Regions from separate parts of the Homo sapiens genome. Here regions 1 and 3 are each linked to region 2. A link is a contact called in ENCODE Hi-C or POLR2A ChIA-PET data. All regions are on one chromosome and are shown on one strand. The core of a region is the stretch at or near the end of the contact, and the rest is flanking DNA. Distances in the headings are between cores, read along the strand shown. Region 1 holds the start of IL18R1 (interleukin 18 receptor 1). Region 2 holds the start of SLC67A2 (solute carrier family 67 member 2). Region 3 holds the start of SLC9A4 (solute carrier family 9 member A4).

Region 1 (3,945 bases), core at 916-3,415, 380 kb after region 2:
CAGCCTGTGAGATGATAAAACAACCAAATGCAAAGAGGAGAAAATGATCTTGGGGCATAACATACACACACACACACACGCTTAAACTCTAACAAACAAAATAATTTGTGTGGAATCTGGCTTCTCATCTGTAAGGCCAAGAAAATCAATGCCACCTCATAGTCCTTGTCACACAAGTGTCTGTTGTTAGCCTTATGCTTCCCCCCAAATCTGCCTATGCCTGTGCTACCTGGGCCACCCTCCCCACTTATCCCAGATGCCAGGTCCCTAGAGTCCTTTCAACTTGGCTCAGTATTTGCCTTCTCAAGGAAGCTCTCCAACTGCAACAGCCCCAAATGGCACATGCCTATGTCCAAGCCCGTCTCCATCACTCTGCAGGTGTTTCCATCACTCCTGGACTAGCTCCCACTCTCTGGTGAGGTCCCTGAAGGCAGGGACCCTGCCTTTTCTTTTTTTTCTTTTTTTTTTTTGAGATAGAGTCTCACTCTGTCGCCCAGGCTGGAGTGCAGTGGCACAATCTCTGCTCACTGCAACCTCTGCCTCCCAGGTTCAAGGGATTCTCCTGCCTCAGCCTCCCGAGTAGCTGGGATTACAGATGCATGCCACCATGCCTGGCTAATTTTCTGTATTTTTAGTAGAGACGGGGTTTCACCATGTTAGCCAGGATGGTCTCGATCTCCTGACCTCATGATCCGCCCACCTCAGCCTCCCAAGTGCTGGGATTTAGACCCTGCCTTTTCAATCCACATTCCTAGGCCTTAGCCTTAGTTCTCAGCCTTTGGATGTATATTTGTGCAGGGAGAGGGAAAACACTGTCCCCAGAACCTGCACAAACCCAATTCCCCAAATTTACCCCTCCTAGCCCATCCAAGGCCCTGAGGTTGAGAGGTGTGCTCCCAATAGCAGCACTGTGTATGACACAAAATCAGTATTTGCAAAGGGTCTTGAGAATGAAGCAAGGGAAGTCAGTGAAATGAATACAATAATCTTGGATCTCTGTATCTGGCTGCAATTGACACCTCATTAATTTGTCTGATAACTGCGATGCAAGGTGCTGGGCATTTTAACTTCCCAAGGCTGGGCAGAAAAAAGACAAAGGCTCTGGAATCAGAAAAACTGTAGGTGTGGATCTGGGATCTACTACTTAGTAGCTGGATACTCTTGGGTAAATGACGGAATTCCTCCTCCCTTTTATTAAAGCATAATAATAGTTCCTATTTCATGTGGCCCTTAGGAGGATTAAGTGAAAATAAGATATCTAAAAATTTTCTACAGTGTCAGGCACACAGTAAGCACTTAAAAAATGACAACTATTGTTATCATTTATTTCAGTCGTTCTCACCTCTCCAGAAAATAATTGGGGATGTCTTAATTTCTAAAACTATACTTTCAGAGAAAGACAGGATGCTGTCTCATCAATTATTCACACGTATTCACACACACACTATCTCTCTCTCTCTCTTAATTGATCTTGTTTTGAGAATCCCTCCCCGGATGGTGGTCTTCCCTTCCTCTGGGGGGTGGGGAGGGGATGCGGGTGGCAGCGGAGCCCACCCTTACCTTCAGAGAGGCGTCCCCGAGGCTGGGGCGGGGGCGGCAGCTCCTCCTTCACGCCAGGTCGCGACTGCGGAGGCCAAGTTCAGAAAGTAGGTGAGAAGCAGCGATCTCCGCCTCCTGACTACCGTGGAAAGTGAAAGAGAGGTGTGATTAAAGAGATAAGGCACCCAGAGAGGGCTACAAAAAAAAAAAAAAAGAAGAAGAAGGAAAAAAAGTAGGAACAGAAAGAAGAATGTCAGGCGTCTGGCAGCTCCTGGCTGCTAACCCCGGCCGGTGGAGGCTGCAGGTGGGCACTGCCCGCGGTCGGGCGAAGCTCCGGGTCCGGGAGTGTAGCGGTCTGGGGCGCTCTCAGTCTGGGGCGCTCCCTGGCGTAGAATCCTCCCTGACTCGGAGGTCCCGGTCTGGGGACCCTCCGGTCCGGGTGCTCCTCGCAGCCGTGCTCCAGGACCGGCTCCTCCACCCAGACGCCCCGCGTGGAGTTACCGGAGCTACTGGATCGCGGGGTCCAAAGGTTGCTGCTGGAAAACCCAGCGCCTTGCCCTTTTCCCGCGGACGGCGTGGGCCCCAGGCGTCTGGCGCTTCCTGCCCAGCCGCGCGGCGCGGGTCCCGGGAAAACCCGGGCTGTAGCCGGGTGACCTGCGGGGCCGGAAGGGGGCGCGCCCGGGCCGCTCGCAAGCACCCTGCAGGCCGCGGTTCACAGCAGAGGATGCCAGGAGGGAGGACCGCTGGCCGCAGCGGCCGCCCGGCTCTTCAGAGGAAGAGGAGGGGAGGGCTGAGGGTGGAAGAGGGGTCCCCGGGGGATGCCGAAGGTGAGAGGGGCTCCGCGTCTCAAGTACACAAATGCGCCCCAGGCTTTTTGCTTTCCCAGAAGGATGGGAGTTCACTATAGGGAAGTAATAGAGAGGGGTGCAATTGTTGAAGTTTTAATTTTTTTTAAGGAGGCCAAAGGGGAATGTGTGTTTCTAGATTTTTATTTTGTGGCAGAACTGTTATTTAACCAAAGGAAAAGGGAAACCCATAGCCGACAGGCAAAATGTTCAATTGGACAATGATTTTAATTCTTTTTACCCAATTTAGATAATTCACCACATAATAAATAAAAATATGTAATTATCTCAATAAATGCAAATAAAAGCATCTGGCAAAATTCAACACCCTTTCTGAATTAATAACGATCAGAAAACCGAGAGTAGAAATGATCTTTCTTAATCTGATAAAGAACATCTATAAGAAACCTACAGGTGACCTCATAATAGTGAAACATTTTACTTTTTCCTAAGATTAGTAATGAGATAAGGATTTTGGCTCCCACCTGGGACAACTGCTTTGCAACAAGTGAAGAAATAAAAATAAAATTAGAAAGCATAAAGATTGAGAAGAAAGAATTAAAACTACTGGTTTTAACAGAGAGCATAATTATATGTAGACCAACTTTTGAAATCTACAAAAAAAAAAACTACTGGAAATATTAAGTTTATCAAGATCATGGAATATAAAAATCAATAGCAATTCTATATATTAGAGATGGAAACTTGAAAAGTGAAGTTTGTTAAAAATGCCATTTACCATAGCATTTAAAAATCAAAATACCAAAGTATAAATTCATTGGATAATATATGAGATATCTCCTGTGAAAACTACAAAATATTGCTAACAGAGATGAAACATCTAAGTAATAAAGGGATATACCACGTTTACGGATTGGAAGACTTAAGACATCTATTCTCCACACTGTATATTTTTAGACTCTATATATTACAGAATCTATATATTTAATACAATTCAATCCAAATCCCAGGAAAATTTTTCAAAGAAATTAAGAAGCTGTTTCTAAAATTCATATGAAAATGCAAATAATCTAGGATTGTCCGGACAGAGACGGAGTTTTGCTCTTCTTGCCCAGGCTGGAGTGAGTGCAATGACGCGATCTCGGCTCACTGCAACCTCCGCCTCCCGGGTTCAAGCGATTCTCCTGCCTCAGCCGCCCGAGTAGCTGGGATTACAGGCATGCACTATCACGCCTGGCTACTTTTGTATTTTTAGTAGAGACAGGGTTTCTCCGTGTTGGTCAGGCTGGTTTTGAACTCTCGACCTCAGGTGATCCACCCATTTCAGCCTCCCAAAGTGTTGAAATTACAGGGGTGAGCCACCTGCCCGGCCTGTCTGGGCAATCTTGACAAAGATGAACAAAGTTGAGAGACTTATACTGACTTGAGGATTTATAATAAGGCAATAGTAATTATGGCAATGTGATATTCACAGAAACATACAAACATACAAAATAGAAAGTAGACTAATAGATCCACACATATCTAGTCAATTGATTTTTTTAACAAAGCACCATGTCAATTCAGTGGGGAAAAAACAGTCTTTCACAAACATTGCTGG
Region 2 (3,868 bases), core at 260-2,759:
AGTCTCGATCTCTTGACCTTGTGATCTGCCCACCCTGGCTTCCCAAAGTCCTGGGATTACAGGTGTGAGCCACCGCGCCTGGCCGTGACTTCCAATTCTTTTGGCGTGTATGAGATGTCCTCCTAGGTTATAATGTGTACCTGTCACCAGAGCATGCTAAAATTTCACCCTAGCTATGTATTTAGTAGCCACAGTGAGTGGTTTTAATGGGTTAACATGAGCAGCCCTTTCAAGGCGCCTTTCCCAGATGAGTTACTCACAAAATTTCAAGCACAAAAAGACTAGTTTCCTCAGCTATAGGAGAGCAAACTAGTTCTCCTGCAAAGGAGTCTCAGAATAACTTGGGGGTTCACGATTGACAGTTTCACCTGGATTCAATTATATGTCTTAATTCTAAGTATCAGTATTCCACTTCTCCCTATTCAGTGCCACCTCCCATGAGAAACTTTGCAACACTGAATTTAACAGATCTCAGAATTAGCAACCTACACAAGTAAATTGAGATTTTGAGCAAAATCTCAGTAAAATGTCAGAGTCTTCTTGATCCCACAGTGAAAGAGGAATAAATAACAAGTTCTAAAGAAAAGAGGGGCTAGTCACTATTGTTAACATTTATTACTTACCATGTGTCATGGGCTTTGCTAAGTAATTTAAAGGCATCTTTTGGTGTCATGCACTCACTTAATTCCTTTCACTGCACTCAGAATAAACCCCAAATCTCTGTTATGGCCTTCTGGGTCCTAAATGGTCTGCACTCCTGCTGACCTCTCAGTTTGATGAGGAAGTTTCAGCCACACATATCTTCTTTCCACTCTTCTCAGCTTACATGTCACCTCCTCCAAACTGCTTTTCTAAAGTAGCTCACTCCCCACCTCATTACTTTCCACATCAAGACCGTGCTTCTTTATATTATCACCATATTATTTTACTTATTTTATGCTTTTTCATTGCATGTTTAGTATTTTTATTTATGTTTATTTACTGCGTGCTTATTATTTTTACTCCATGAGACTGTAATCTCAACTCAGGCATAGACCATCTATGGTTTGTTCACATTGCACTGCACCAGAAAGGATCTTAAGAAGCATGTGTAGAATTCTCACACCTCTAGAAGTTGGACTACATTATTTCCTACTGCTTTTTAAATAGGCAAACGAAAGCTTGGAGAGCCACGTTAACGTATCCTAGGTCTGTCACAACCAACTGGTGGCCAGGGTCTGTGGATCTTCAAGCTGGAGTTGGTCACCTCCTAGCACAACTCCATAGGAGGAAGTGAAGCTCAATACAATTCCCTCCTGTCCTCCAACGATAGGGGCAGCAGGGTCTGTACCCAGAGGAAACAAAGAGCATCATCATTATCATCACAAACTGGTGTGTGCTTACCGTATTGATGATGTGCCCAGTCCCCACCTTGCCTGAGACCAGAACTCCCAGCCAGCACCGGCCACGCACCCGCGGAGCTGCCAGGTAGCACCCGCCCCCTCTCTCTGCGCAGGCGCGCGCCTCCTGCTTCCGCTCGGGGCGGGGCTGGGCTCCCGGGGTAGGTCCGCGGCTGCTGCTGCGTCCGACCCCCGGCCGGCGCGGGTATGGAGCTTGGGGGTCACTGGGACATGAACTCGGCCCCGAGGCTGGTCTCGGAGACCGCAGAGCGGAAACAGGAGCAGAAGACAGGAACCGAGGCGGAGGCTGCCGACTCCGGTGCCGTCGGAGCCCGCCGCTTCCTGCTCTGTCTCTACTTGGTGGGCTTCTTGGTGAGTGCGAGCGTGGGGGCTGGGAGCAAGTGCTGACTGTGTTCGGGCCTGGGGACCCAGGCGGTTCTTGGAGCTTCCGGGGAGCTCCCAGGGAGTGGGAACCCGCAGTCCGCCTGGTGAGTGCCTCACTACCTATCAAGCTCTCCTCTTGCCCTATCACCCACTTCAGTCTGCATCTGGCCACACTGCTTTATTGCCCCTCGCGCTTTCTCTTGCACCCCGTTCGCGGAACGTCTTCCCTTCCCTGCCTTTTGAGAAGCCCTGGTACCAACCTCAGGTGTGACCAGGTGTTAAATGCTGTGGCAGGTGCAGCTTTTGCAGGGCGGAGAACAGGGGTGTGGGCAAGCTTGGAAAAGCCCAGCTGCTGTGCGGCTGCTGGTGAGGTAGGGACACGCAAGCCTTTTTACCAGAACAGGCAGGGGAGGCCGCTCTTGACCCCGCTTGGACAGATTTAGGCACATTTTCACTAGGATTCTTGGTTGACTTAAATATTAAAAAATGCAGATCAGAGTGAATTTTACCCATCTGCCTTTCGACAAACTGCGCATTGCACAGCGTAGGTTTGGTTTCATCATGATGTGTGTGCCTGTGGTTTGCTTTTTTACCAGACCAGGCTGGAGAAGCCGCTGTTGATGACCCCACTTGTACAGAATTGGGTGCATTTTCACTAGAGCTCTCGGTTGACTTGAATGTTTAAAAATGCAGATCAGAGTGAATTGTACCCATCTACCTTTGGACAAAGGGTGTGCATTGCACAATGGCGGTTTGGTTTCATCGTGTGTGTGTGTGTGTGTGTGTGCGCGCGCGCGTGTCCTGGTTTGCTCCCTGAGTGCTAATTTCCCACGTAGAATGGAAAGTTTAGTAAGCTGATTCATGGCATTTCTGAACACCTGCCATGTGGCAGGTGCTGCGGAGCTTCACTATTGTAATCCACAGTTCTGCCACAGAAGAATTCAGTCTTACAAGTAAGCTGATGTTGGTAGTTTCTGGGCCATTATCTGCAAGAACCCTAGATCCACCTCTGCACTCCTCCCTTTCCAAGGCTAGGCCTGATTCAGCCCTGAGTGTGAGCTAATCCAGTATCTTGAGGGTAAGGAAGCTGCGATAAGTGTCAATGGGAGAAGGCTGCCTTTGAGGCCTTGAAGATAGTATCTGATGGCACTGGGCCCTGGCAGGGAGTCATCGTTTTCTGCCCAGATGCAGATCAAGACCACCACTTCTCCCAGTTTCATGCACTCTCCATGCCACCACCTCCATGCAAGGCGTTCAGTTGGTAGCAACTCTATGTTGAGTTAATAGTTAAGATCACCATGAAAGCATGTTCATCAAATTGCTGCAAGCCCAGAAACACAAGGTCTTCAGGGAGGGCGGCTTTTTAGAGAGGATTTCTCTGCCTCTAGGCCATTGCAGGATCCACCCTCCAGCTCCATGCCTTTAACTTCAGAGACTGGCACTCCTTCTGACCACTATTCCTTTAATCTAGTAGTTCATTCTCAGCATGGGGATGCTTCTTCTACTTTTCAGTCTAGGCACCTAGAATTCACAACCAGTGAGTATGGGTGGTTCTTGGAGAGGAGTTGGCTGACATCCAGCCTTTTTAGTTATGGGTCCCAAGCTACTGCTGTCCTGTCTCAGAAGGGACTTGGGCTGGTTCAGCCAGATGAAAACATTTGAGCCCTTACCTGGAAAGTCCAGACTAGGGTTCAGAGAATTTGACTTAGAATTCAAAGTAGTTTTAGTATTAGAATAAAACAAAGCAATTCGCAGATCATTTGTTAAGGTCAGCCTTCCAATACAGATTTGAATATTCACAATTTATCATATGTTTTCTTTATGCTGTGTATTTGGCAAGTCTAATCTAGCAAGCCTGATACAGAATTTTAATAACTTTAATAATGTATTCAAGAGAACCATTAGGTGTCTCATATCTTAAGGGAAAAGTTTATGGTTTCCCAAAAGTTGAAAGAGTAGGGATTTTTTTAATGGAAAATATTGTAAACAATTAAATATATGAAGCTTTACATGAAAGTCACATAAAGCTACCTAACAGATGATTGTTAGGTAACATCTAAGGAACATTATACATAATTTAGTTTTTTTTTGACATATTTAGGGAT
Region 3 (3,753 bases), core at 503-3,002, 260 kb after region 2:
ACACAGAAGGTAACTGCCAGACCTCAAGGCTCAACCCACATTACACACCCATCCTAGAGAAAACATACACATATAAATAAATGAGAATTAAAATGTTTCATTGATTCTATCTCAATAAGGCAATCTACATACTCAAATAGCATAAAGTTTATAGCTGAGGCAAAGGAGGCATTGTGCTTAGCATTTGAGATAATTATATTAATTTTCCACTTTAGAATAAGCTGGTTTTAAAGAGATAAGGAGGAGCAGTTAGGGATTAAACAGTCACAGAGTATAGCCACCTCTTTGGTTTTTGACACAAAGATCCCTTGATTGGAATTTAATCTATTAACTTGGATTCACTTTATTTCACAAAGGAAATTAGAGGTGCCTCACTGGCCCCACTTGGTAGGTATAAACTAATATTTTACTGACAGATATAATCTTATATGCCCCGACATCCCATCACTGAGTAATACAAGTTGCCTATGGTTTTCTTGTTTTTTGCTTTCTGTCAATTTGCAAGAAGCACACGCTACTTTTAAAGAATAAACAATGGGGTGATTGATGAAGCCCACAATTACACAGCCAAGAATATTTTACAGAAGAAACATTATGTGTTTCCTGAAATTTCCACCTTGCATCATGCCCAGGTCTACGTGCTTTATTCTCTATATTTTTAAAGCATAGAATTTGAGAGTTTTGCATGTCAACAATGTCACATGGTTGTCACCCTGAAATGAGAAGAAACCAACACAGCCCAGTACCCAGAAGTATGCTCTCAAATTTCAAAGAGCAATCTCAAAGTATTAAATAGCTTAGTAAAATGCAGTTATGACTTTCCCTTGACTGAAGGGAAGAGAATTTTTAATGTAATAGCAGTAACAGTTAAAATCCTCTTAGCCCGTTATCTATAAGGCATTTTCACATTCACTATCTTATGTAAAAAGATAACTCACCAAACCAGGTGTTTAAGGACTTACCTATTTTTGCAAGGGATGCTAGAAGTATCCAGAGAGTGACCTCATAAGGAATTTGCACATAGTCATAATCCAGTTCAAAAACAGATATCCCTTCCTCTGGCTCTGAGCTGGCAGCAGCAAACCAAGCGTTAGATGCATACTGAGCAGTGGAATTTGCAGATTCATTCAAATCAGAAGATGCTTCAGAACACTCAAGAGCCACTAGCAGTAGCAAACAATTCCAAGGACTGTAAGTCACGAACATCTGCAGAGCCATTCCTGTGGGCTTCTCCTACCTACACCCCTGTGTGGATGTGTGCCACACATCTGAAGTCGGGGAGGCTTCTAGAGAGTGACTGCATCCACCTGGGTCAAAAGTAATATAGGTACAGTCTGTGGGTCCTCCCAAGAAGATTCCGAGTGTGTTATTGAGCTCTGTATGTAGACACTTTCTAATCTGGTTTAAATCGTTTGTGTTCAGGCAACTCAGCTTCCAACTCAAATGCAGTTATTCAATAGACTTGTTAAAGTCCATGGAGCTACCTGGAGGACCTCCATCCAATCATGGCTTGAGCAATTTATGAAAGAAATAAAAATCTCTTCACTTAAAGGCATTTCCTCATTTCACTGCATACTGGCTTTGTCTTGTGGGTGAAAATTTAAAAGGATACTGTAGTGCTCATTCCACAGATCACTGGAGTCCTTCTAATGAGGAAAGGAAACCTTCCCTGTCTATCAGATCCCAAGAAGGAGCTACCTGATCTGCGCTTGTTCCTTCTCTCCTCCCCCTGTCCTCTCATTTGTTTTGAATGACCACGGCTTCAGGTAGCTCTGGAACTACACTTAATTATTTGCTTTGATTTGACTTTTGTAATGAAATCCTTTCTCTGAGGGTTCTCTGGAGGTCACACTGCTGACACCTAGTGGGCACCTGCAATACAACACCCTTGACACTTTCAGTTATGAACGTTAAGGTGACCATGAAATTATCTAAACCAGGACACTTTGGGGAATGAATAATAATGATAATTATGCAAAGCTATAGGCACAAACCAGAATTGTCCAGCAAACTGTCTTATATGGTCTCTATACATGAGGAAGAAGGAGGATAAGAAGGAGGTGGTAACAACAAGGATGGTAGCAAACACTGAAACTTTTGCATGTTACCAGACTCCATGAGCAGTCATTCATAGAAGGAATGAAGTTCCAGATCTCTATGAACTTTACACTATAATTTTTAAAAAACAGGAAGCCAAAGAACAAGTTCCATAAATACACCTAAATACCTGGATTTGTAAAACTCCATGGCACATCCAGATTTTCCATTTAAAAAACATTTGTTGTTGTTAAAAAGAAGCAGCATCATAGAATGTTGATGAAAGAATTTTGAGATAATTTTTATGAGCCTACTTCTCGCTCTTCTACTTGTTGCCAGGTGACCTTGGTGAAGTTAATTACCTTTCAGAAATTCCTTATCTGAAACAGAGAGGAAAATATCTGCCTCATTGAGTAGCTAGGAACATTAAATGAGATAAAGCAAGTAAAGAATTTGGCATGTAGTTGGCACTTAAATGTTAGTTTTTATTTTAAATTACATTTCTTATACTTTTAGGATAAGATACAACACTTTTGCAATGATTACTGATACTCAGTAAAAAATGAGAATAATACATCATCCATATACTACCCCAACATCTCTTTTACATCAAACTGCAAGATGCTTTGTGTTTTGTTTTTTCTTAGTTCATATTAGTGAGTGCAGGGGATTTCCCCCCAGCCAACACACACACACACACACACACACACACACACACACACACACACACACTCAGCTAACATCACTGGGAAATTGAGAAAGGAATGGTTGAGAAGGGCTAACACCTAGATGCAAATTCATAGTGAGGCAATAGAATTAAAAGTTCACATATGAATATTTTTTCTTTTTCCTTCAGTTTGACTCCAGAATAGATTAGATTCAGTCACTGAAATGAGACTATCAGGTGGACTACAAGAAGGGTACACATATTGAGTCGATTATTTTTTCTCAAAGAATATATGAATATCCTTTAATAGAAAGCTGCTTTATAATAGGTGTTTTATTTTTATTTGCATTTTATTGTACTTTTCTTTCTAAAAAGAAATGAGGGAGCAAGTCTCACATAGTGCCTTGTGGAAAGACCAAAATGAAGAATCAAAAGACTTATGTACTCAGACATTAGTTATCTGATTGGCTTTGGAAAATTACCTGTTTGAGCCTTATAGTTTGAGCCTTTATAGTTTTCTCATCTATAAAATAAAGATGCTGTCCATACCTGGTAACCCTTTCCTGCTCTAAAATTCCAAATTTTGTGAGTATATGGCAACCCGTTTAGCCTTATGATCACCTGATGGCTGATAGTCCAGTCCCTCTCAGAGTAAAAATGCCAATCTTGGGAGGATGGTAAGAGAACAACTTGAGCTCTGCAACAGTCTACTAACTTGTGGTCCAGGTTAAGATGTAGCAGCCCACTTCATCAACCATCGGCATCACTTCCACTCATGCAGTACTTTCTTACAGATGTCAGAACATTCTTTCTAAAATGATTTCTTAGTATAAGGTCCCCAGAAAGTGTATGTGAGACAAAGCTTCCATGAGAAGTGCAAACTAAGGGCAGCAAAAGTGAGGGGAAAGGGGGAAGAAAGGAGAAGCTCTTCTAGAATGACAGCATAAGAAGCACCATAGATTTCCTAGTGAAACAACTATAACTGGTGAGATCATTAAAAATCAAAAACAACCATCCAGTCTCTGGAAATTGTCCTAAGAGCAGACAGA

What was found. Hi-C counts contacts between places; a loop is a spot of excess contacts on that map. ChIA-PET counts read pairs that join two places held with the same protein, here RNA polymerase II (POLR2A). Pooled maps may share reads with other maps.
Region 1: a loop to region 2 is called in a map with no recorded cell type, with 4 times the contacts of the local background. The contact joins the promoter of IL18R1 here to the promoter of SLC67A2 in region 2. A Hi-C loop is called at or near these places in 1 of 37 single-sample maps with no recorded cell type and 7 of 50 pooled maps. POLR2A ChIA-PET finds 5 or more read pairs at or near these places in 1 of 52 experiments (Panc1).
Region 3: a pooled map shows a loop between it and region 2 (3-fold over the local background). The contact joins the promoter of SLC9A4 here to the promoter of SLC67A2 in region 2. A Hi-C loop is called at or near these places in 3 of 50 pooled maps.

Annotation. Positions count from the first base shown.
Region 1 is chr2:102,354,016-102,357,960 of GRCh38, reverse strand. IL18R1 (interleukin 18 receptor 1) reads right to left here and starts at 2,165. Exons shown (of 11, transcript NM_003855.5): 1 at 1,561-2,165. RefSeq lists silencers at 2,111-2,170, 2,191-2,300 and an enhancer at 1,895-2,396.
Region 2 is chr2:102,734,529-102,738,396 of GRCh38, reverse strand. It overlaps SLC67A2 (solute carrier family 67 member 2), which reads left to right and starts at 1,509. Exons shown (of 6, transcript NM_032718.5): 1 at 1,509-1,751. The coding sequence starts at 1,587. It also overlaps a transcript of TMEM182 not described here. RefSeq lists a silencer at 1,393-1,602.
Region 3 is chr2:102,471,225-102,474,977 of GRCh38, reverse strand. SLC9A4 (solute carrier family 9 member A4) reads right to left here and starts at 1,752. Exons shown (of 12, transcript NM_001011552.4): 1 at 963-1,752. The coding sequence starts at 1,218.